2 separate regions of the Homo sapiens genome follow, and region 2 is linked to region 1. Evidence: read pairs that join two places in POLR2A ChIA-PET (ENCODE). Cell type or tissue: PC-9. All regions are shown on one strand. Each heading gives the region's core, and the rest is flanking DNA. Links, peaks and the distances in the headings are about the cores only. Region 1 overlaps SH3BP4 (SH3 domain binding protein 4). Region 2 has its middle 180 kb from the start of AGAP1.

Evidence for each region. Peaks named below come from ENCODE experiments on the same cell type or tissue, not always from the same donor. Only the 100,000 strongest peaks of a DNase experiment are listed, where the experiment ranks them.
Region 2: POLR2A ChIA-PET joins it to region 1 with 5 read pairs; 1 of 35 experiments calls an interaction of 5 or more read pairs at or near these places.

The regions. Positions count from the first base shown.
Region 1 is chr2:234,996,438-235,007,671 of GRCh38, forward strand. All of the region lies in intron 2 of SH3BP4 (SH3 domain binding protein 4), which reads left to right. Among named protein-coding and RNA genes, the nearest start is that of SH3BP4, 50 kb to the left of the region's middle. RefSeq lists silencers at 28-322, 948-1,242 and enhancers at 2,342-2,971, 3,087-3,763, 6,217-7,055, 8,344-8,933, 8,934-9,521 and 1 more. In PC-9, for the core only: no CTCF peak of the experiment used is centred there; a DNase peak (open chromatin) is centred at 5,934; H3K27ac peaks cover 552 bases.
Region 2 is chr2:235,307,527-235,318,760 of GRCh38, forward strand. No RefSeq gene overlaps it. Among named protein-coding and RNA genes, the nearest start is that of AGAP1, 180 kb to the right of the region's middle. In PC-9, for the core only: no CTCF peak of the experiment used is centred there; a DNase peak (open chromatin) is centred at 5,275.

The DNA of each region.
Region 1 (11,234 bases), core at 2,835-7,834:
TGAGATGTTCAGGAGGAGGCTCAGGGCTTTTCATAGTGACGTGAGGAATTCAGGAGTTCTCTGGTCCCAGGGTCAGTCCTCCGCCCACTGGGGCCTCAGCGACTTGAAACACTTCAGCCCAGGCAGAGGCCACCAGCAGGCCTTTCCTTATAAGTGCAGCCCCTGGCCCTGGAGGCTGTGGTCTCTTTGGGCTGCGGTGAACCCTCCTGAAAGGCATCCACATTCCTGGCATTCTTTCTGCCTGGCATTGGTCAGAAAGCGGGGGTTTCTAAAATCAAAGGCGAGCACTGCAGCTTGGTTCTTGTCTGTAGATAAACTGGAGAGACACCAGGGGGTTGTGCGGCATGGTTCTCTTTGGGCCCCCACATGGACTGGCCTCGCTGGACTTTGCATTTGGGGCATCGCCAGAGCAGGCCCCATCCTGAGCAAAGCAGGAGGAGGTTAATGGGGGTCCCTCTCGGGCTCCAGCAGTTCCTTGGGCGGCACGCATGTGGTTTGCTTTTTCTGACCCTGTGCCAGAGTTACTGGGGCAGCAAGACATCTGGGAAGAGGAACGGGAGGGTGGGACGGGTGCCGCCATCCCACAGCGGTGCCCGCTTGTCTCCGTGGCGGGCACACAGGCTTCCGGGAGCCCGGTGAGGGAGGTGCACCCAGACTTGCCCTGGATACAGCGGGCAGAGCGTTGCATGTGCCTCTGGGTGGGGTGTAGGGGTGCTTGGGGGCGTGGGTCCCCACAGCAGTTAGAGACCATCCACAGGCCACCACACTTTAAGCTGATTTTCGTTTTGCCTTGTTTTCCCAGAGGCATACATGTAGTGTTTTCTTGGTGCCTCTGAATAGTCACAGTCTGATTTGCCTGGGGGTCAGTGAGAGACACGGCTACCCAGGGTTTCCATTTCCAGGCCCCGAGTTTTGTCCGTGGCAAATTTCGTGATTTGCACATAGTTCCCACCTCATGGGTTCAAGTTGTTAACCTGATCCTGCTCCCACTGTCATCACCATCAGAGGTAGTTTATCCTGGTGCCTGGTGTCCTTCAGGATGAAGGAGGCAGCAGAAATGCTCCCTGACTCAGTTCCTGAGACCAGAATGACTGAGGAAACAGGAGGCCTGCAGCAGAGCACGGCCGATTGCTCCTCCGGGGAGTGTCAGCTAGGGGACGGAGCCGGTGCGGAGATCGAGGCCCCACAAGGCCTGCCCCTGTGGTTGTTCCCACTGTCCCACTGATGGCTGGGAAGGGTGAGCTCCAGCCCCCGGTGGCTTGAACACCCTCTGTAGTTGTGTCTGCTCAAGGCCTGGGAACACCCTGCCTGTTTCACAGATGAGAAACTCATCTCAGAGTACTCAGAAACCCAGAATACTTCATTCAAGTTCAAGTTCAGAGGGTGATTAAGAAGAATCAGAAGACTGGGTGCGGTGGCTCATGCCTGTAATCCCAGCACTTTGGGAGGCCGAGGTGGGCGGATCACGAGATCAGGAGATCAAGACCATCCTGTCTAACACGGTGAAACCCTGTCTCTACTAAAAATACAAAAAAATTAGCCGGGCGTGGTGGTGGGCGCCTATAGTCCCAGCTACTTGGGAGGCTGAGGCAGGAGAATCACCTGAACCCAGGAGGCGGAGATTGCAGTGAGCTGAGATTGCACCACTGCACTCCAGCCTGGGCGACAGAGCGAGACTCCATCTCCAAAAAAAAATAAAAAATAAAAAAGTCTCGGAGCCCAGCCTGCAGACCGGCTGCATTTGTGTGTCCCCTAAACCACTCCTCTGTTCCTTTAGCTTAGCTGGGTGCCTGGGGGGGCACGTGAACCACGTGGGCTGGTACCACACCCCCTCTAGACTGGCCAATGGGAATAAATCATGAGCCACAAACAGGAGACGTAAAAATGAACAGGTAAACATAATTTTTTTTCTTGGGATTGTAAATTCACACGACAGTTGAAGGTGCAGTGAAGAAATGGGTGGTAGCGGAGTCACCCACTCTTCGCAGGGCGACTGGCCACGCAGGCTCTGCCTGCACACCTCCTGCCTGGACCATGTGGAAAGTCTTCAGGGGTCACGTCAGACTGAGGTTCTCCAAAGTTCCTATCCCTTTGTGTGTTTGGTGAGCTTTTTGTTTGTTGGTTTTGGTTTCGAGGTGAAAGTCACATAACCTCCAGCTGACCGCTGCAGTGGGCATTGAGTACATTCTTGGTCCTGTGTCACCACCGCCTCTCTCTCGTTTCAAAACTTCGTCATCACCCTGGAAGAGCACCCTGTACTCACTACATGACCACACCCGTTGCCCCTGCCCCCGCCTCTGGCTACCACTAATTGGTTTACTTTTGAGGTTTGCATTGGGCTATGTCCCCATGGCCTTCGATCTGTGACAGAGATCCTGGCTTTCATACATCCTTGGGACAGAGAAACTAAGGCCAGCGTCCTTAATAGCATGACCAGGTCTGCTTGGACTGTCCTTTGAGGTGTCCTGCAGGCACTGATTCTGCACCTGCCAAGGCCTGACCTCCCCGTAATCAGCAGATAATCCAATAGAGGAGAAGGGCACTTGAGGCCATGCAGCGGCTGAACGGGAAGCTGTGCTCAGCGTCTCTCCAAGCCTCTGCATTCCAGTGACAACGTCCGCAGGGCCTCAGTGAATAAACCGCTGCAAATGCACGTTGGTGAGGCCATCAGCTGCCGAAGGGAAGCTGGGGAATCTGGACGGAGGAGAAAGAAACGTGAGCTGCACTCCCGGCGACACATTGGACTAAGAACGGCGCCTGCCTTCTTGAGAGGCTTGTTTTGTGGTGTCATAACTAGCCTGCCTTACACCTTTCTTAAAGCAAGCATGTTGTGAGTTCACAGGAGGGATTTTTAACATACTTGAGGCTTTGGGGACAAAAGACATCAGTCAAAGAAAGATTCCGCTATTATTTATTTCAAGAGCCTTTGAATCTCTTGCTGAAATCTGCTCCCATTTTGAAGAAGCTTCCCATCAAATCAGAAAAGCCCTGATTTTCCTGTCTCTGTGTTTGGAATTGTCCCCCACCCTGTTGTTAGTTCATTCCTTAAAGTTGTCTGGGCAGACTGCAATTTCGGAAGGGCACCTGGATGCGTTTCATTCTTGGGTCAGAAAAATACCTATGCAAAGAGCTTCTGACCAAGCATAGACAGATTTCAATTATTGGCACAATAGCATGTTACATAAATCAATTTCCTTGGGCCTCAGTTTTCTCCTTGGTAAAGATGGAACCTGGGTCTCTGAAGGTTCTCAAAGACTAAAAAGGAATCTAAGACACCCTCAGACTTGCTCAAGAAGAAAACAGGGCAGGATTATTGGAATGATCCAGAAAGAGAGCACAGTGAATCTTCTCAAACTTTGAGAAATGAATTGGTCATCAAAAATTAGACTTTCCTCTCACCTGTGCAGCTGGCTCTGTCACGCGGCCTCTGCTGCTCACCACCAGCACATACCTGGCCCAGGAGTGGCTGCCAGTCAATGCGCAGCAGCCCTTTGCAGGACCTGCCCTTGGGCTGCTTTTGAGTTTCTGAGCATCCAAGTCTCAGAAGCAGCTGGTTGGGCCAGCTCAAGCTCTGGGTCCGCTGTGGATTGATTCACCTGTACCTGGTCTCCACCACTGATCCATCTGGAGAGGGGTGAGGCCACAGGGGTTTCCAGGCTGGGGGTGTGCCTGGGCCAGGCAGCGACAGCCACTGGGAACCCCAGGCAATAGGGGAAGTGGCACTCACTTATCCTCGGCTGGGCTTCTCTGCAGGCTCCCTCCCTCCTTCCCTTCTTCCTTCCTTTCGGAACTCCCTACAACCCTATCACGTTAAGCAAGTCCTGTAGCCTCTCTGGGCCTCACTTCTCCTACCTGCTTATGGAGGGCCCCCGAGCCTGGGCTGTGTGGCTTCACTGTTAACATGTTATTGATGTGACTGGGGGGTTGCCCCTGTGCCTGACGTTTCATTCATGCCGTTCTCCCATGCAGGTTGCTCTCCTGATCTGGGCCCCGCCCTTTGGTTCCAGGGGATATGAAGGTCAGAGGAGGGATTAGCATGATCCACTGGCCAGAGTCAATAACACGGGGCCCCTCCTTCCAAGAGGGGCTTAGCCAGAAGGGGAAGCCTGGATCTTGGGCTCGGGCTCTGATGCTTTGTCTCTGAGCCGCTGACATGGAGGACGTCAAGCCGCGATGTTCATGTCCCCATTGCGTAGAGGTGGGTCCTGTAGTCCCACATGTGGTGTGCTCTGAATCTCCTTTCCACTCTGTTGGAGGGTCAGAGGGACTTGAAAGATCACAGAGCCCAGCCTCGCATTTGGCAGAAGAGAAAGCAGAGACATAAAGGCCAGGGACTTGTGCCGGGTCCTACCCGCTATCTGGTGCCCCACACACTGGGGCCTGTCCCCACTGCCAGCAGCCTCTGTGTGGGTTCTGCCTTTTTCTGCACTGGTGGTGTCTCCCCATCGCCCCAGCTGCTTGTGGGCAGGCGTCACCTTGTTCTGACCTCTTTCCTTCCCCCAGGCAGCTCTGGACTTTGCTCTCAGTAAACACAACTTGATTCTTTTCCTTCTTACCTTATCATTGCCCATAAATCCCGTTTACACGGTGCCCACTTTTGTGTCTGAGCTGGGACGTACAACCTCGTCTCTGCCTCCAGTTTTTGAGAAATTAATTATAAACAGTGTTGACAGAGGCTCTGGCTTGACTTGGGGCATCTGCTGCTCTTCCCGGCCTTGGTCTTCTGAAGGTAGCTGTTATCAGTAACAGAACAGATGTGTTTATCCTGGGCTCCCGGGCCCTTGGCGTGGCCCTTTGAGGGGGTCTGTGAAACCCCTGAAACTGCATGCTAAACTTTACGGGTGGAGGTAGTTTTCTAAAGAGAGGGTCCAGAGACTTTGTCAGATTCCTTAGAGGATTTGCACCCTCAAAAAACGTTAACAACCTCTGAGCTGGAGGAAGGCCTAAGACAAGCCTATCGCACTTGGAGATAAGATAAGCCGAGGCGGGACCTAATGGGGCCTCAATGTCTTGGCCAGAGTGCACAGCTGAAACGGAGATGACACTTGACAGAAACCAGTGTAAAACTCTCCTTCCCTTTATTTAGCTTTTATTTCTTGTGCTTTTCATTAAGTACAGATACTCTTTGCTTGCTTACAGAACAGGGAAGACCTGGCTTCTGAAAATTATCTTTAGGTTTTTCATTGAATTTGGTCTTATTCTGAACAATGCCTGAACGTCGAAGGTGCTCCCCTAGATAGGTTAATAGAAACCCACAGTCCAGGGCAAGAGGCCGCATCCGGGAAGCCTGTGTACAGGTGACTGGAGAGATGAGTTCTCACGGACCGTTCGGGCAACTTGGTGTTCCGGCCTGGACATTTCAGTGCTGCATTTGAAGAGGAATTATGAATTGGCTCTCAAAGGAGGGTGAGGTGTTTTGTTTTTTGTTTTTTATTTTTTTTGACATGGAGTCTTACTCTGTTGTCCAGGCTGGAGTGCGGTGGCGCAATCTCACCTCACTGCAACCTCCGCCTCCCGGGTTCAAGTGATTCTCCTGCCTCAGACTCCAGAGTAGCTGGGATTACAGGTGTGCGCCACCACACCTGGCTAATTTTTGTATTTTTAGCAGAGACAGCGTTTCACCACGTTGGCCAGGCTGATCTCAAACTCCTGACCTCAGGCGACCCGCCCGCCTCGGCCTCCCCAGAGTGCTGGGATTACAGGTGTGAGCCACCATGCTGGGCTGGAGGGTACATTTTTAAACGATGCAATTCTGGGGCCATCGTCAGATTTGGCGAAGAGGAAGCTGCGGGAGAGAACTGTTACTATACAGGATTTGAAGAACTCTCCTGCAGGCTTATTTTATATTTAAATTGTGCACAGTGGTTTATAGTTTGCCAAGCTGTCTTGGGTTTGTTATGTTGCGTAATCTTCTGAAGGACAGGTGGGTTGAGCCAAATATTCATTAGCAGCCTCGTTTTACAGATGAGGAAACTTGTGCCTCAGAGAAGCTGAAGTCATCAAACCAAGGTCAAGCTGGATGCGGTGGCTCATGACTGTAATCCAAGGGAGGCTGAAGCGGGCGGATCACTTGAGTCCAGGAGTTCAAGTCCAGCCTGGGCAACATAGCAAAACCTGGTCTCTATAAAAAATACAAAAAATTAGCCAGTCGTGCTGGTGACACTTGTATCCCCAACTACTCAGGAGGCTGAGGTGGGAGGATTGATTGAGCCCAGCAGGTCAAGGCTGCAGTGAGCTGTGATCACGCCACTGCACTGCAGCCTGCATGACAGAGCGAGACCCTGTCTCAAAAACAAAACAAGTAAAACAAAAAGGGTCAGGCATTTGGCAGGGATGGACCCCAGTAGAATCTTCTGATCCCAGTGCCGTGACATAGGGTCCCCAGAGCAGATGGGCTGGGTTCAGATAACGGAAGGCCACACAAGATTCTAGAATTGTCAGCAGAGGGAGGAGTTGCCTGACAGCAGCAGATTCCAGGGAGGGCCCGGATGAACCTCCAACAGGAATGCTGATTCCGTTCTGCCTTTGATCTCCTGATTTCAAAAGAACTTGAAGTAACTTGAACCTGGCTGCCATCTGCCCAGGCATAGATGTGTGCCAGGAGGCAGGTCTGCCTCTTAGTTGCTATGAAATAGTTTGCCCAACTTGGATGCTACGTTTCTTTAGAAAATCTTCAAGCTATCACACGTGAATAGGCTTCTGATCGAATAAGCCCAGGGCTTCGGTGGATGGGGCATGGCTGGCAGCAGGGCCAGCGTGGCCCTGTCCTTTTGGTCCTCTGTGGCAGGGACCCAGGAAGCAGTACCCAAGGGCTGGAACCAGCGTGACCGAGGAGAACTCTCCCCTGGCCAGGGCCTAGCTCTCAAACACCAGATTCTGGGGTGGACTTAGATCCTACAAACGCAGGCCACTGAGGCCAGGGTACCAATGTATTCATTTGACAGGAAAAAAGGGGATACTTTGGAGGTGCAGATAATGCATCCTCACTGTACAGGTCGGGGCATGAGAGCAGAATGAGGGTCATTCGAAGGATAGAGTGTCTGTTTACTGTTTTATCTGCTGAGAAGCAGATTCCCATTTTGCCAGCACCTGTGTGTAGCCTGGACTCTGGAACTAAACTCTCTGGTCTGAGGGGTGGAGGGGGTCAAATCTTGGTGAGGAACAGTTGCATGGCTCTGCTCACTGACCTCTGTTGGGCCTTAGTTTGCTCATCTGTAAAACGGGAGTGAGAAGTTGCAGTTATGGGCGTGTGACACCTTCCCAGTCACGCTCCTATGCAGGGAGATGTGGCTCTGGCATACAGAAGCTGAACTCACAGTGATGGTGACAGAGGCTGGAGGCTGGGGGGCTTGCAGTGTCTGTATCCAGTTGGCTCCAGGGATGGCCCCACCCCTGTCCTCACCTCGGTGTGATTTTAGGGGCCACAGTCTGTTCCTGTTTTTTCTTAGCTGGTTTGAGTTGGGTTTTGAGAGTCCTAAAACCCACCCAAGATGGCCCTAGGTACCTGCCCTCTGTGGGGTACATTGCTCCAGTGGGACTGCAGGCTTTGGGGCTCCCCGTTAGCACCCCAACTGCTCCCGGCTCCTGGCTGTCACTCGGTGAAGTTTGCCACGGCTTCCCCTGTTGGTGGCGTTTTTCCTGTGCCTGACTGACTAGGTACCCTCCTAACTCCTAACTAAACATAGGTTTTCTTTTTCTATGCTTTAGTAGTTATTTCTCATAACAAAAATATGCTCTCAGTGTCACAGTTATTTTTAATAAATGTATCTTTCCAGACTGTTCTCTGTGCATGTGCATAATATTTTAGCCTCAGATGGGTTCCTCATGGGCACCTTCTTAAGGTGTCATTGCCTGTAGTCGCCTCGGTGGCACTGGACCTCTTTAGAGTGGCTTTGCTTCTTTACAGGGTTTCATTATTTTTTTTAAAAAGTTTTATTGAAATGAAGTTCACATAACATATAATTTACCATTTTGAAATGTCACAATTCTGTGCTGTATAGAATATTCACAAAGTTGTGCAACCACCACCTCTTATCACATCTCCAGAACATTTTTTCAACCCTAAAGGGCACCCATTAGCAGTCGCTGCCCCTCCTTCCCGCCCCTGACAACCACTGCTCTGCTTTCGGTTTCTATGGATTCCTATGGATTTGTGTATCCTGGACATGACTTATAAATGGAACCATACAATAGGTGGCCTTTGGTGACTGTCTTGTTTTCACTGCAGACTGTTTCCAGGGTTCATCCACGTGGCAGCATGTGTCAAAATCCCATTCCTTTTTATGGCTGCATAATATTCCATTGTATGGCTATGTTACATTTTGTTTACACTTTCATTCGTTGATGGACATTTGGGTCGTTGCCACCTTCTGGCTGTTGTGACTGGTGCTACTAGGATTCATGTATTTGATGGTCTAATTCTGTTCTAAGAGCTGTCTTCTCTCATTTCCAAGTTCTTGGAGAGATCCCTGGCTTTTGATTCCTTCTCCTCCACCCCATGCCTATCCCCAGGATTTTATGAATCTCCCAGGAGGTAGGGCTTGGTATGTTGTTGAACTCACTGTTGGCATGGACCAGCAAGGGTCGCTGTCACATAAAGGCCTGTGTTAGGTGCCATCCGCCTGCAGATCCCCCTGGGTGTTAACACAGGACTGCGAGGAAGCACTGCTTGTGGAGAGCAGGATAGTCAACAACAGACCTAGGCCAGGTGTTTGCCCAGGTGTCACACAGGAGGCTTGCTGTGGAAAGGCAGCTTCCTGGGCATGCCCTGTGCTGGCCATGTCTGTCTGTCTGTCTGTCTGTCCCTCCCAGCCCTGCTGTGCTGTTGGCCCAGGGAGTGGTCTGAATTGGCTGTACCCCAGGGGGCTCCCCTGACTTCTGGCTTGCGGTGGAGAGGGAGGTGTCAGGGGAGCCCCTCGCCTGGGGCTCACTCCGGCTCCCCTGACTGGGGGTCCCTGTCTCCCCCAGGTTCCAGTGGAGGCTTCCCCCTTCCCCACTTCCCTGGCGTCACTTCCCCCAGGGGTCCCTTCACTGTTGTAAATTGTCCCTTTCCTGTTGGGGCCTTGAGTGATGTCTCAGCCCTACTGAGTGAAGATCTCCAAGGCAGGCCCAGAACCTGCATTTTAACAAATCTTCCCCTGACACCTTGAGCCCCTCAGAGCTGCTGAACCCCCGCCTCCGCCACCCTGCTTAGTTGTTGATCTTGGCTTCCTCGTGTCCAGGCTACAGGCTGACCTCTCTTGTGCTTCTGCCTTTCAGAGCTTCAAAGGAAGCACATGTTTGCTGAACCCTCCCAGGGATCCAGGCTTTGCAGGTTTCACACACATCTTACAAAATGCAGTGGGGGCAGAACGAGAGGAGAGCCAGAGCATGCTGGCTTTGGGAGGGGTGGCCCATTGTAAACAAGCCAGCCCTGGCCGTCCCAGGGTCCCAGGCAGGCTGGCTTGGTTGGGTCTACACACAGCCAAGCACTCTTAGCTCCTGCAATTGGAATCCCGCTCTTGCGTGCCCGCCTGTGTTCCTGGCTGTGGGAGGCGCCAGAGGGAGGTTTTGATCCCTGGGGGAGTAGGAAGCCGGCCCAGCCCCTGCAGCTGTCTGGCCCCAGCCACTAATCCTGGGCAGGAGCCGCCTGTCCTGGCATGGTGCTGGGCTGGCTGGAGTGGAGTGACCTGAGAATGGGGCCTGCTTTGTACCCAGAGCACACGCCGGCCACGGCTTTTACGACCTAGCGAGCAGGACGGGAAAAGGCCAGCAGGTGGGAGATGGGAGTCAGCCTTGGTCTCCTTTGTCTTTGCGGGCTTTGTTCCGCGAGGATTTTTTCTTTCCTGCCCTTTTCCTTTGGGCTGAGCGTGAGTGTGTTCAGAAAATCTCAGAGCGGCCACTTGCTGCCCCAGGGGGTATCATACGCATCATGGGTTTGGTCAAGAGTGGATCCATCAAAAATCTGTGGGGTAGCATTTTTTAGGAAACGAAGCATAGTGCCTTTTATTCCTAATGGATTTTTAGCTGTGATATAAAAGCACTCCCGGAAAGAAGCCAGCGGATGAAGGTCCCGATGGTGCTGGGCTGGCTGCAGGCGGGACCACAGGACTCTCAGAAGCAGAGGGCCTGTGCTCCCAAGGGCCTGTGCTCTCAGGGGCCTGTGCTCTCAGGAGTCTGTGGACTCAGGGGCCCCCCTCGCTCTGCTTTGCCAGGGGCCACCCAGCCTAGATTTCTGCTGGGCCAGCACCCCTTGGGCTCTCCGATGAGACTGGCAAGGCCAAGCATGTGAGGCCTGTTCCCAAATGGAAGCGTCCGTCTGTACTACTGCACGGCTGCCAAGACCCTCCAGCTCTGACCCTCCATCTGGGTTTTGCCTGGGGATTCAAAGAGGGGCTGGGTTAGGGGAGATAAAGGGAGGGGGACTAGGGCAGGACCTCCGTGACAGCAGCAACATGGCTGATGCACCTGGTGTTTAGTGAAGAAGATTGGGGGTGCCACGCCGCATCTGTGTGTCCTTAGACAAGTTCATTCCCCAAATCCATTCCATTTCCTCTACTCATCGGATCTGCTTCAGAGACTTAAACGAGCTGACGGAACATTTAGCACAGGGCCTGGCCACGGGTAAAGGATGTCATCTTCCCCCGGTCAGAATGGAAATGAATTCCATTTCCTAGGGTCGGGTGAGCCCACACCTGTGAAATCAAGTAGAGGGGAGGGAGGGGAGGGAGTGGAGGCAGTTGAGTGGGAGAGTCCAGGTGAGACAGGTGAGTCCCTGCAGGAAGGCAGGAGCAGGAGGCACAGAGGGGAGCTGGTCAGAGATGTCAGAGATGGAGAGATGGCAGGTGGGGTCCAGAGCAGCTCCTCCCTGCTTCCTCCAGGTTGCAGTGGAGACCAAATGGCCTGAAAAGCCCCAGATACTGACTCTCTGATCCTTTACCACAGAGCTTCTCACCTGGGGCGACCTTGCCTCTCCCAGCCCCCCAGGGACACTTGGCAATGTCTGGAGATTTGTGATTGTCACCACGCAGGGAGGAGGGAGGAGGTTCCAACCGGCATGGAGTGGGTAGAGCCTGAGGACGCTGCTGCAGATCGTGCAGTGCCCAGGACAGCCCACACAAAGATGGATCCGGCCCCAAATGTCAGCAGTGATAAGGTGGAGAAATGGTTTTCCAGAGAGTTTGCTGTTTCACCTAGAGAATTGATTGACTGGTTTTGGAGGAAGGAGGAATTTAGGATGAGGGATTTCTGGGCGC
Region 2 (11,234 bases), core at 2,686-7,685, 310 kb after region 1:
TAAAGACACATGCACACGTATGTTTATTGTGGCACTATTCACAATAGCAAAGACTTGGAACCAATCCAAATGTCCAACAATGATAGACTGGATTAAGAAAATGTGGCACATATACACCATGGAATACTATGCATCCATAAAAAAGGATGAGTTCATGTCCTTTGTAGGGACATGAATGAAGCTGGAAACTATCATTCTGAGCAAACTATCGCAAGGACAGAAAACCAAACACTGCATGTTCTCACTCATAGATGGGAATTGAACAATGAGAACACTTGGACACAGGATGGGGAACGTCACACACCCGGGCCTGTCTTGGGGTGGGGGAGGGGGGAGAGATAGCATTAGGAGATATAACTAATGTAAATGACTAGTTAATGGGTGCAGCACACCAACATGGCACATGTATACATATGTAACAAAGCTGCATGTTGTGCACATGTACCCTAGAACTTAAAGTATAATAATAAAAAAAGGTTTTTTTAATTTTTAAAAAAAGAAAAGGTGCAGTTGAAGTAAACTGTTAATAAGGTCACTCTCTATTCCATTTCCTGGGAAAGAGGTGAATTTCTGGGTGAATGCTTAAATAACACCCAAGGTTAATTGCAGGACGGGATGATGGTGAAAATACATTAAAGACAAATATCCTGTGTTGTGCATACTCTCACTGTAGCGATACACCCAGCCCCATATGGCCATGGGCCTTACAATGCAATGAATGCCCACCCTACTTCCAACCCAGTAGCTGCATCTTTTTGCCTGAGGGCTTTCTGCTAGAAAATCTAAGCCCCCAGGGAGCAACCCTCCATCAAAGACTGGCAGGATTTAGTGTGTAAATGTCCCAGAGCCTATGCTAGGATACCTCTGAGGCATACGCCACACTGTCACGGAGAGTTCCCCAGCTCGTTGAAGGGCCAGTGTCCCACACTGTCATTGGCTTGATAATGCATCCAGTATTGGATTTCCTTCCTCTCTTCCCTATTTCACTTCCCCACTCTTTACTACTGTTTTCTAGGATTACCTCTCAAACAAACTACTGGGGCCACTCCACCCCTTCTCCACCCAAAGCCTGCATCCAGGGAAGATGGACTAAGACCATCTACTCTTTCACTGAAACTTTGCTCATCCAGGGCCTGATCATTTGTGCACCCCGGTCTCCTAAAGGGACCAGGCCTGTGCTGAGATACAGTGACTGTATACTCCAGCCAGTGTTCCTCCTGCATGGGAACTTAGGGCAGGGCATTGGTTACATCATTTAATGAGTAGTCATACCCAACTGAGGCTCCATTCAATTCTAAAGCCCTTAGTCAATTATCTGTAGGGGCCTGGGAACTGAGTGGAGAATGTGTGTCTGATGGGTTTTTTTAAGTTTTATTAGAGAAATTTTCAAGCATACACAAAATTAGAGTTCATTACAGCAGAATGCACTCTTAGGTTCTCATCACCCAGCTTTAACAGTTATCGACATATAACTAATTCCTTTTTATCTATGTCCCCCATTTCCTTTTGTTGGATTATTTTAAAGTAAATTTAAGACATCACATTATTTAATTTGTAAATATTTCAATAGATATCTCCAAAAACTAAGGTCTCCTGAAAATAACAATATAAGAGCATTTATTAAAACACACTACTAATCATCCTTAATAGTGAAAGACTGAAAAATTTTCCCATAAAATCAGGAACAAGACAAAGATGTCTGCTCTTGCCACTTCTATTCAACATTGTATTGGAGGTTGTAGCCAGGGCAATTAGGCAAGAGAAAGAGAAAAAAGTCATCCAGATTGAGAAATAAGTAAAATTATCTCTATTTGTAGATGGCATGATCTTGTACATAGAAAATTCTAAGGAATTTACCCAAAAAAATGAATGGAATTAATAAATGAATACAACAAGGTTTCAGGATACAAGATCAATATTAAAAGATCAATTATATTTCTCTACACTGAACAATGAACAATGTCAACATGAAATTTTAGAAGAAAATTCCATTTACGATAGCATAAAAATAATAAAATGTTCAGGAATGAATTTAGCAGAAGGAGGGAAAGACTTGAACACCAAAAACTATAAAATATTGCAAAAAAATTAAAGAAGACCTAAATAAATGGAAAAATAATTCCGTTTCTAATCCGTGTTTATGGACTGGAAAACTTATTATTGCTTAAGTGGAAATACTCTCCAAAACAGTCTATAAATTCGATGCAAATCTTATCAAGATCTCAGCTTCCTTTTTTACAGAAATAGAAAAACTCATCCTAAAATGCATGTGGAAATGCAAGGATCTAGAGTAGCCAAAATTATCTTTAACAATAAGAACAAAGTTGGAACACTCATACTTCCCATTTTCAAAACTTATCACAAAGGGATAGCTACGAAAATAGTGTGTTATTAGTGTGAAGACAGACATATTGGTCAATGAAATAGAATTGAGTGTCTGGAGATAACCCCGTACATCTATGGTCCATTGATTTTTGACAAGGATGCCAAGATATTCAATGGGGAAAGACTTGTCTTTTCAACAAATGGTGCAGGGATAGCTGGATATCTACACGAAAAAGAAAGAAGTTGGACCTGTATCTTACATCATATACAAAAATTAACTCAACATGAATCACAGACTCATATGTAAGAGCTAAAATTATAAAACTCTTAGAAAATAAATAGGAGTAAATCTTTATGACCTTCAGTTGGGCAAACGTTCTTAGATCAGACCCCAAAAGCACAAAAAACCAAAGCAAAGCTAGATATATATATATATATTTTTTTTTTTTTAGATGGAGACACGCTCTGTCACCCAGGCTGGAATGCAATGGCACGATCTCCACTCACTGCAACCTCCTTCTCCCGGGCTCAAGTGATTCTCATGCCTTAGCTTCCTGGGTAGGTAAGACTACAGGTGTGTGCAACCATGCCTGGCTAATTTTTACATTTTTAGTAGAAACAGGGTTTTGCTATATTGGCCAGACTGGTCTCAAACTCTCAGCTTTCAATGATCCACCTACCTCAGCCTCCCAAACTGCTAGGATTACAGGCATGGGCCACCACGCCTGGTCAAAAAGCTAGATAAATTGAACTTCATAAGCATGAAAAACTTGTGTCTTTTAAAAGACACTATCAAGAAAGAGAGAAGACAATGGAATGGGAGAAACTATTTGCAAATCAAGTATCTGATTAGAGTCTTGTATTCAGAATATATAAAGAACTTTTACAACTCCACAATATAAAGAAAAATAACCCAATCTTAAAATAGGCCAAAGATTTGAATAGACTATTCTCTTAAAAAGAGGTATAAATGACCATGAGTACATGCAAAAGTGTTCAATATCTTAGTCATTGAGAAAATGCATATCAAATATGAGATATTACTTTATACCCACTGGACAGTTATAATCAAAAAGACAGTAACAACCCTTGGTGAAGATGTTGAGAAATTGGAGCCCTCATATATTGCTGGAGGGAGTAAAAAGTGGTGCAGCTGCTGTGGAAAACAGCTTGGAAGTTTCTTACAAGGTTAAACATAGAGTTACTATTTCACTCAGAAATTCCTCCTGAGAACATACCTAAGAGAAGGACAAACAAATGTCCACCCAAAAACTAGTGTATGGATGTTCAGAGCAGCATTACTCATAATAGTCAAGAGGTGAAAACAATCCAAATGTCCAGCAACCTATGATCGGATTAAGAAGGTGGTATATCCATTCAGTGGAATATTATTTGGCAATAAAGAATAAAGTGCTGACCGGGCACCGCAGCTCATGCCTGTAATCCCAGCACTTTGGGAGACCGAGGCAGGTGGATCATGAGGTCAGGAGTCTGAGACCAGCCCAGCCAACATGGTGAAACCCTGTCTCTACTGAAAATACAAAAAAAAATAGCCAGGAGTGGTGATGCATGCCTGTAATTCCAGCTACTCAGGAGGCTGAGGCAGGAGAATCACTTGAACCTGGGTGGCAGAGGTTGCAGTGAGCCGAGATTGTACCACTGCACCCCAGCCTGAGTGACAGAGCAAGACTCCATCTCGAAAAAAAAAAAAGGAATGAAGTGCTGACACACTACCAGGTGGATGAACCTTGAAAACATTATGGTAAATGAAAGAAGCAAGTCACAAAAGACCACATCTTAAATAATTCCATTTATTGAAATGTCCATAATAAACAAATCTATAGAGAGATAAAGTAGATCAGTGGCTGCCTAGGGTTGAAGACTGGGGAGAAATGAACTGATAAGGGGGTATGGGGTTTCTTTTGCAGGTAATAAAAATGTCCCAAAATTAGATTGTAGTGATTGTTACACAATTGTGTGAATATACTAAAAATAATTAAATGCTACACTTCAAATCAAGCTTGTCCAACCCACAGCCTGCAGGCCACATGCAGCCCAGGATGGCTTTGAATTCAGCCTAACATTCTTAAACTTTCTTAAAACATTGTGAGATTTTTTGAGATTTTTTTTTAGCTCATCAACTATCGTTAATGTATTTTATATATGGCCAAAGACAATTCTTCTTCTTCCTATGTGGCCCAGAGAAGCCAAAAGATTGGACACCCCTGCTTTAAATAGATGAATCATATGGTATGTGAATTATATATCAATAAAGCTGTTATTAAAAGTGGAGGGGGACTAGGCACAGTGGCTCAAACCTGTAATCTCAGCATTTTGGGAGGCTGGTTGCTTGAGGCCAGGAGTTTGAGACCAACCTGGAACATAGCAGACCCCATCTCTACAAAATCTAAAATCTTAGCCAGGCATTGTGGCATGCATCAATAGTCCCAGCTACTTGGGAGGCTAAGGCAATAGAACTGCTTGAGCCCAGAAGGTTGAGGCTGAAGTGAGCCACGATTGTGCCACTGCACTCCAGCCTGGGCAACAAAGTGAGACCCCATCTCTAAAATAAATGAATAAGTAAAATGAAAGTGAAGGCACTTGGCTTTTTTGGGGGAAAGAGGTTCAAGGCATGAGAGGGGTTTGTTGCTAGCTTTGAAGACAGGGAGCCACGTGAAAAGGAACGGGGGCCGCCTCTAGCAGCAGAAGGCAGACCACCAGGAAACAGGAGGCTCAGTCCTACAAACACAAGGAACAGCCAACAGCCTCCATGGTCCTAGAAGCAGATTCTTCTCCAGAGCCTCCAGAGAGGAGCACAGCCCATTGATGCCTTGATTTCAGCCTCGCCAGACCCTGAGCAGAGAAGCCAGTCATGCCCCACCCTGACTTCTGACCTACAGCACTATGCATTAAGAAATGAGAGCCTTTGGAGGCTGCCAAGTGCACGGTAAGCTGTTATGCCACAATAGAAACAAATACAACTTCCTGTTTAAGGGAAGAAGGTTGTATTTGTTTCTGTTTTCTGTTTTCCTTCAACATGTACCTGCAAACCTGCAGACAAAGAGTTATTGCAGAGATGAAGCTGCTCAGCTCAGAAAAATGCAACTTTAGGCCATTTGCCACTTTGAAAAAATGTAAAAGGACACTACAGAGAAACAACATAAGAATTGATATAAATAAATAAATAAAGGTATAAAAAAAGAAAAAAGAGCCAGTCATGGCAGCACATGTCTATAATCCTAGCACTTTGGAAGGCTAAGGTGAGACAATTGCTTGAACCCAGGAGTTCAAGACCAGCCTGGGCAACATAGTGAGACCCCATCTCTACAAAAAAAAAATACAAAAATAAGCCAGTTGTGGTGGTGCATGCCTGTGGTCCCAGCTACTCGGAAGGCTGAGGCAGAAGAATCACTTGAGCCCAGGAGACAGAGGTTACAGTAAGCTGAGATCACACCACTGCACTCTAGCCTGGGCAACAGAGTAAGACCTTGTTTCAAGAAAAAGAAAAGAAGTTTTATAGTTCAGTGGTAAAGAACAAGGTAGCAAAATGAAATTTAAATATTTTATCAGCCAGTATAAGAATAAATCATTATATGATGAAAATCAAGTAGAAAATATTCTAAAGAGAAATGTTACAAACTAAGAGGTAATTTTTAAAACTTAAAAGGCACAAAAATTGACATTAAAAAAATGACAAGATAAAATATAAAAGAAATGATAAAAAATTTAAAGTAAAATCCTTCCCTTTAAAATATGGAAGAACAAGAGCTCAAGCTTCCTAATTCAAAAATAATTAGAAGTCAGGTGAAATAAGCAGTACCATATTATGAAAATTATTAAGTATCAAGAAAACAGTGCAAACATCCCAGAGTCAACCCAAGACTAAGGTCATGAAAACCTCGGATCCCAATAAGGTACAGGTAATGGATGTAGCTTTGAGGCAGGAGAGGAGACTACAGGCAGCCCCGGCCCTCAGCCTAGGGGACTTACCCAAGTGAGAGCCAAAGGACCCTGTGCCCCAGATGCCTGTCCCTTCCCCTTTCTGACAGATTCCTGCCTGCTAGTGCTGAATAATGTCCGGGAGAATGGGGAAGCATAGCTTTTGTCTGCAGCCACACTGGTCCCAGCAAGGCCCTCACCCCAGCCTCCACCGATAGCCCAGGGGTCTAATTCTACAGTCAGGGAGCCACACAGAGCCAGGGAATCTGCACACCTGTGCCCTGCACTGAGGGGTAGACTCTCAGCCCTGGGGAGGACCCTGGGTCCAGCCAGCATTTTGTGGCTGCCCTCACTCAGACTTCATCTCTGTTGAGGCATCGATCGAGTGCCATCTTTCCTACACACAGCCTGCCCTGGCATCAAAACTCTCCTGTAGGACTAGGACTCCAGTGGACACAAAATTCCCATTATACCACAACCTAACCCTGACCCCAAGGAGACTCAGACCATGCCCCCCACAATCACAGTGGGGGAGACCCGGAGACTTAACGTGACCCAGAACCCCCAAGTGAGCAGAATTTGGTTAGTGTCCCTGGTGAAAGACAGGACAATGCAAGTCCACAACTCCGTTCACTGTCATTGTCACTGGAGCAGTCTTTCTAAAAGAGCCTAAATCACACAAATCCCACACAAAAATGAGGATGCACGCTCATTCCCTCCCCTTCCAGTTGCTTGTGTCCAAAGCTGGCTCAGTGTCATTTGTGGGCTCATGGCACCTGCCCACCACCAAGCGGTGCTGCAGCGGCCCCTCCTTCTGGCTCTTGCGTGATTGTCCACGGCTTCCTCTTTGCAGTATCATCATAAGCTGTGGCCTACCCGGGGATATGGAGGAGCCATTCGGCAAGGTTTCTGAGGTCAGAGTCAGAGAGGGACTCAGCTTCTCCTGCAAACAAGCTTGGCTTCTTGCCCGGAGTTCATTAAACACCATCATGGACTGTTAGAGCACAGGCATTGCCCAGCTTTGCGGGTCTCCAGTTCTATGGCTCAGGGCCATACCCACTCGGTCCCACAACCCTGAGCCAAAGGAAGATAAAACTGTACTCCAGGGCAAAGCTGGGATAAAAGGCCCACTCTTCTCTTAGCTGCGGATTACACTTCCCATAGACACCCACATAGCGAGGGCTCAGCCGCTCTCAGAGGTGAGGCGAACACGGTCCAAGCCTTTGAGTGAGGCATTCCCAAGGAGAGGGGAGAAATTGGAACAAGAACAAAGAGAACATAAATATGGGAAATATCTACATTAAGGGATATACATTAAAAAAAAAAATACCCAGGCCCTGTGGCTCACCCCTGTAATCCCAACATTTCGGGTGGCTGAGATGGCACAATCGCTTGAGCCCAGGAGTTGGAGACCAACCTGGGCAACATGGTGAAATCCCGTCTCTATGAAAAATAAGCAAAATTAATCAGGCATGGTGGCACACACCTGTGGTCCCAGCTATTCAGGAGGCTGAGGTGGAAGGATCACTTGAACCCAGGAAGCTGCGGTTGAGCCAAGATTGTGCCACTGCACTCCAGCCTGGGCAACAGAGTGGGACCATGTCTCGAAAAAAAAAATAAATTTAAATTTAAAAAACTATATATATATAATTTAAAAACAACAAATGAAGGCATCCTTAGCTCAGCATCTGGCTGCCAACCTTCAAAAGTCAAATCACTTTTGTCTTCAGCTCTATCTCTGCAGTTGTTCCTAAGCATAGAAATCTGGGTCAAGGCCTCTCGGTGGATGGACGCCACTATATCACTATAATGTACAGAGACAGAGGTCACCTTATTGGGTGACAGGACTACATGAGCCTAGTGTAGCAGAGACACAGGATAGAGAGGAAAGACAATTTGGTGCATTAAATGAGGTTACCGTGCCCTCCAGTTAATGAAACCATGGTGACTGTAACAGTCAGAATCCTGGCAGGACACAGAGTCCTGCTCAGATGGTTCAAGAGCAAAATTAATGAAGTTCCCGTTTACAGAGCTGTGGGCAGAGTAAGCACAGCAAAGAAGCGCTGAGGTGCCCAGAGCCCAGCCACAGTGGGAGCCATTGCCACACACCTGAGTCAAAATGACAGGAGAGGAAATAGCCTAGGGGTGGTCATGGCCCAACAAGAGCCCAGCAAGAGTGGCAGCTGTGGAGAGGGGGCTGCCCAGGAGAACTGCAGACACGCAGGGATACAGCCATCACCAAAATAAGGCCTGGAAAGAAACATTCAGATATCTCTCCCTGCTTCAATAGTCAATCATTAGTGCCTCCCAAATACCCAAGCCAACAGGAAGCCAGCAGGCAGGGAGACGGAAGCTGTGGATCTGGGAGGGATCTCAGAGCAGAGGAGTGAGAAGGATGGCTGGGGCCAGGGAGGAGACAGAGAATACCACACGCAGTGATGACTAATAATTAAGAAAGTGCCGCCCAGGTGCGGTGGCTCATGCCTATAACCCCAGCACTTTGGGAGGCCAAGGCAGGAGGATTGCTTAAGGCCAGGAGTTCAAGACTAGCCTGGGCAAGATAGCAAGATACCATCTCTACTTAAAAAGAGAAAGAGAAAGAAAGAAAGAGCCATTCCTTTAGGACCAGGTTCCTCAACTGTGGCGCTCCGAACATTTGGGACCAGATAATTCTTTGTTGTGGGATCCTCCTGGGCATCATAGGATGTCTAGTGGCATCCGACAGGCCAGATGACAGCAGCAGCCCCCTAGTCCCAACATTAAAACTGTCTTCAGACATTGCTGATTGAACCCTGGGGGGCAAAATCATCCTAAGCCAAGAACCACTGCTGTAGGGTTATAGTAATAGACTGCAATGAGATAAGGTCAAGGCTTCTGATGCTACAACAATAAGAGAAAAAGACACCGAGAAGATCCATTCCCCACCTTCCTCAGTTATTGCATCTAAGAGAGGGGATAGTGGGATGTAAACTAAAGGTACTTCTGTTTCTTGCAAGATGCTTGACAAAATGAATGTGAAAATCCTTCTACTAAAAAGGCAGGAAAAAATAGAACTAAAATGAAAAACAACAATGCCTAGTTAGGTCAGGAACAATAGTGCTGGGTAAGGGATGGAGTGTGGTGGGTGGGGGCATGGAGACAAACCCAGCCACAGAGGACAAGCTTAGGTGAGTCTATGCAGGAGGTGAAATGGGAGAGTGGAGATCCACGCTTCGTCAGGGCTTTTCATGTGGAGCTAGAAAAAAAAATGTGCTGACCAGCCCAAGAAAAGAAGCAGGAAGCCTGTGACTCGCTAGAATCTGGGACAGGAGAAATGCCTCCCTTCAAAAATAAAACACCACCTTTGCCTCCTGCCGGTTTGGAGTTTGATTTCATAGTCACAGGAAACTCCAAGCTGTGAAGTTAATGGTTAAAAATAATAATAATGCAGGAGCAGTGACACACCTGAGGCACAAAAAAACCCCATGGATGCCTATGGCTGGGAGGTGGGGAAAATGGGGGAATATTGGTAAAATGGTCTATTTCAGTTAGATTAATACATTCTGGGCTGGGTGCAGTGGCTCACACCTGTAATTCCAGCACTTTGGGAGGCCAAGGCTGGTGGCACCTGAGGTCAGGAGTTCGAGACCAGCCTGGCCAACATGGTGAAACCCCGTCTCTACTAAAAATACAAAATTTTAGCCAGGCGTGGTGGTGCATGCCTGTAGTCCCAGCAGGAGAGTCACTTGAACCCAGGAGGCGGAGGTTGCAGTGAGTCGAGACCATGCCGTTGCACTCCAGCCTGGGCAACAAGAGTGAAATTCTATCTCAAAAAAATAACTAACTGAATAAATAAATTCTAGGGATCTAATTACAGCATGGTGTATTTGTCCATTCTCACGCTGCTATAAAGACATACCGGAAACTAGGTAATTCATGAAGGAAAGAGGTTTAATTGACTCACAGTTCCACATGGCTGGGGAGGCCTCAGGAAACTTACAATCATGGCAGAAGGTGAAGAAGCAAGGCACCTGCTTCACAATGTGGCAGGAAGGAGAAGTGTGTGGCAGGGGAAATGCCAGATGCTGATAAAACCATCAGATCTCATGAGAACTCACTCACTACCATAAGAACAGCATAGAGGAAACCACCCCCATGAACTAATCACCTCCCACCAGTTCCCTCCCTCAATATGTGAGCATTATGGGGATTACAATTCAAGATGAGATTTGGGTGGGGACACAGCCACACCATATCACATGGTGACTATAGTTAATGCACACCATTGAAATTAGCTAAAAGAATAGATCTTTTAGCAAGATCTACATACACACACAAAGGTAACTATGTGCAGTGATGGATGTGTTAACTAACTTGATTGTGGTCACCATTTCACAGTGTGTACACGTATCAAATCACTACATGGTACACCTTAAATATATACAATTTTGTCAATTATATTTCAGTAAAGCAGGAGGAAGAAAAACAGAAAACCTCATGAATTCCACAGGAAAAAAAGAAAAAAAAACAACAACACTTAACATGAGTTTGGGATCCAAAAACCATAAAGCAATCTTCCATAACAGACACTCAGCAATGAGCACTTCAATATCCCACATCAAACCACAGACACAATCAACAGTAAGAGGAGTCAAAATTACAAGAAAAGAACTAGACTCTGAAATAAACAAGGATAGGTCTGAAGCGAGAAATTAGCTTTCACTAACAATGTTATTAAACCTCCATAGAAGAGCTAAAAAGTAAATTAGAGGCCAGGCGCAGTGGCTTAGGCCTGTAATCCCAGCATTTTGGGAGGCTGAGGTGGGCAAATCACCTGAGGTCAGGAGTTCGAGACCAGCCTGGCTAATATGGTGAAACCCCGTCTCTACTAAAAATACAAAAAAAAAAAAAATGTAGCTAGGTGTCATGGTGCATACCTGTAATCCCAGCTACTAAAAAGGCTGAGGCAGGAGAATCGCTTGAACCCAGGA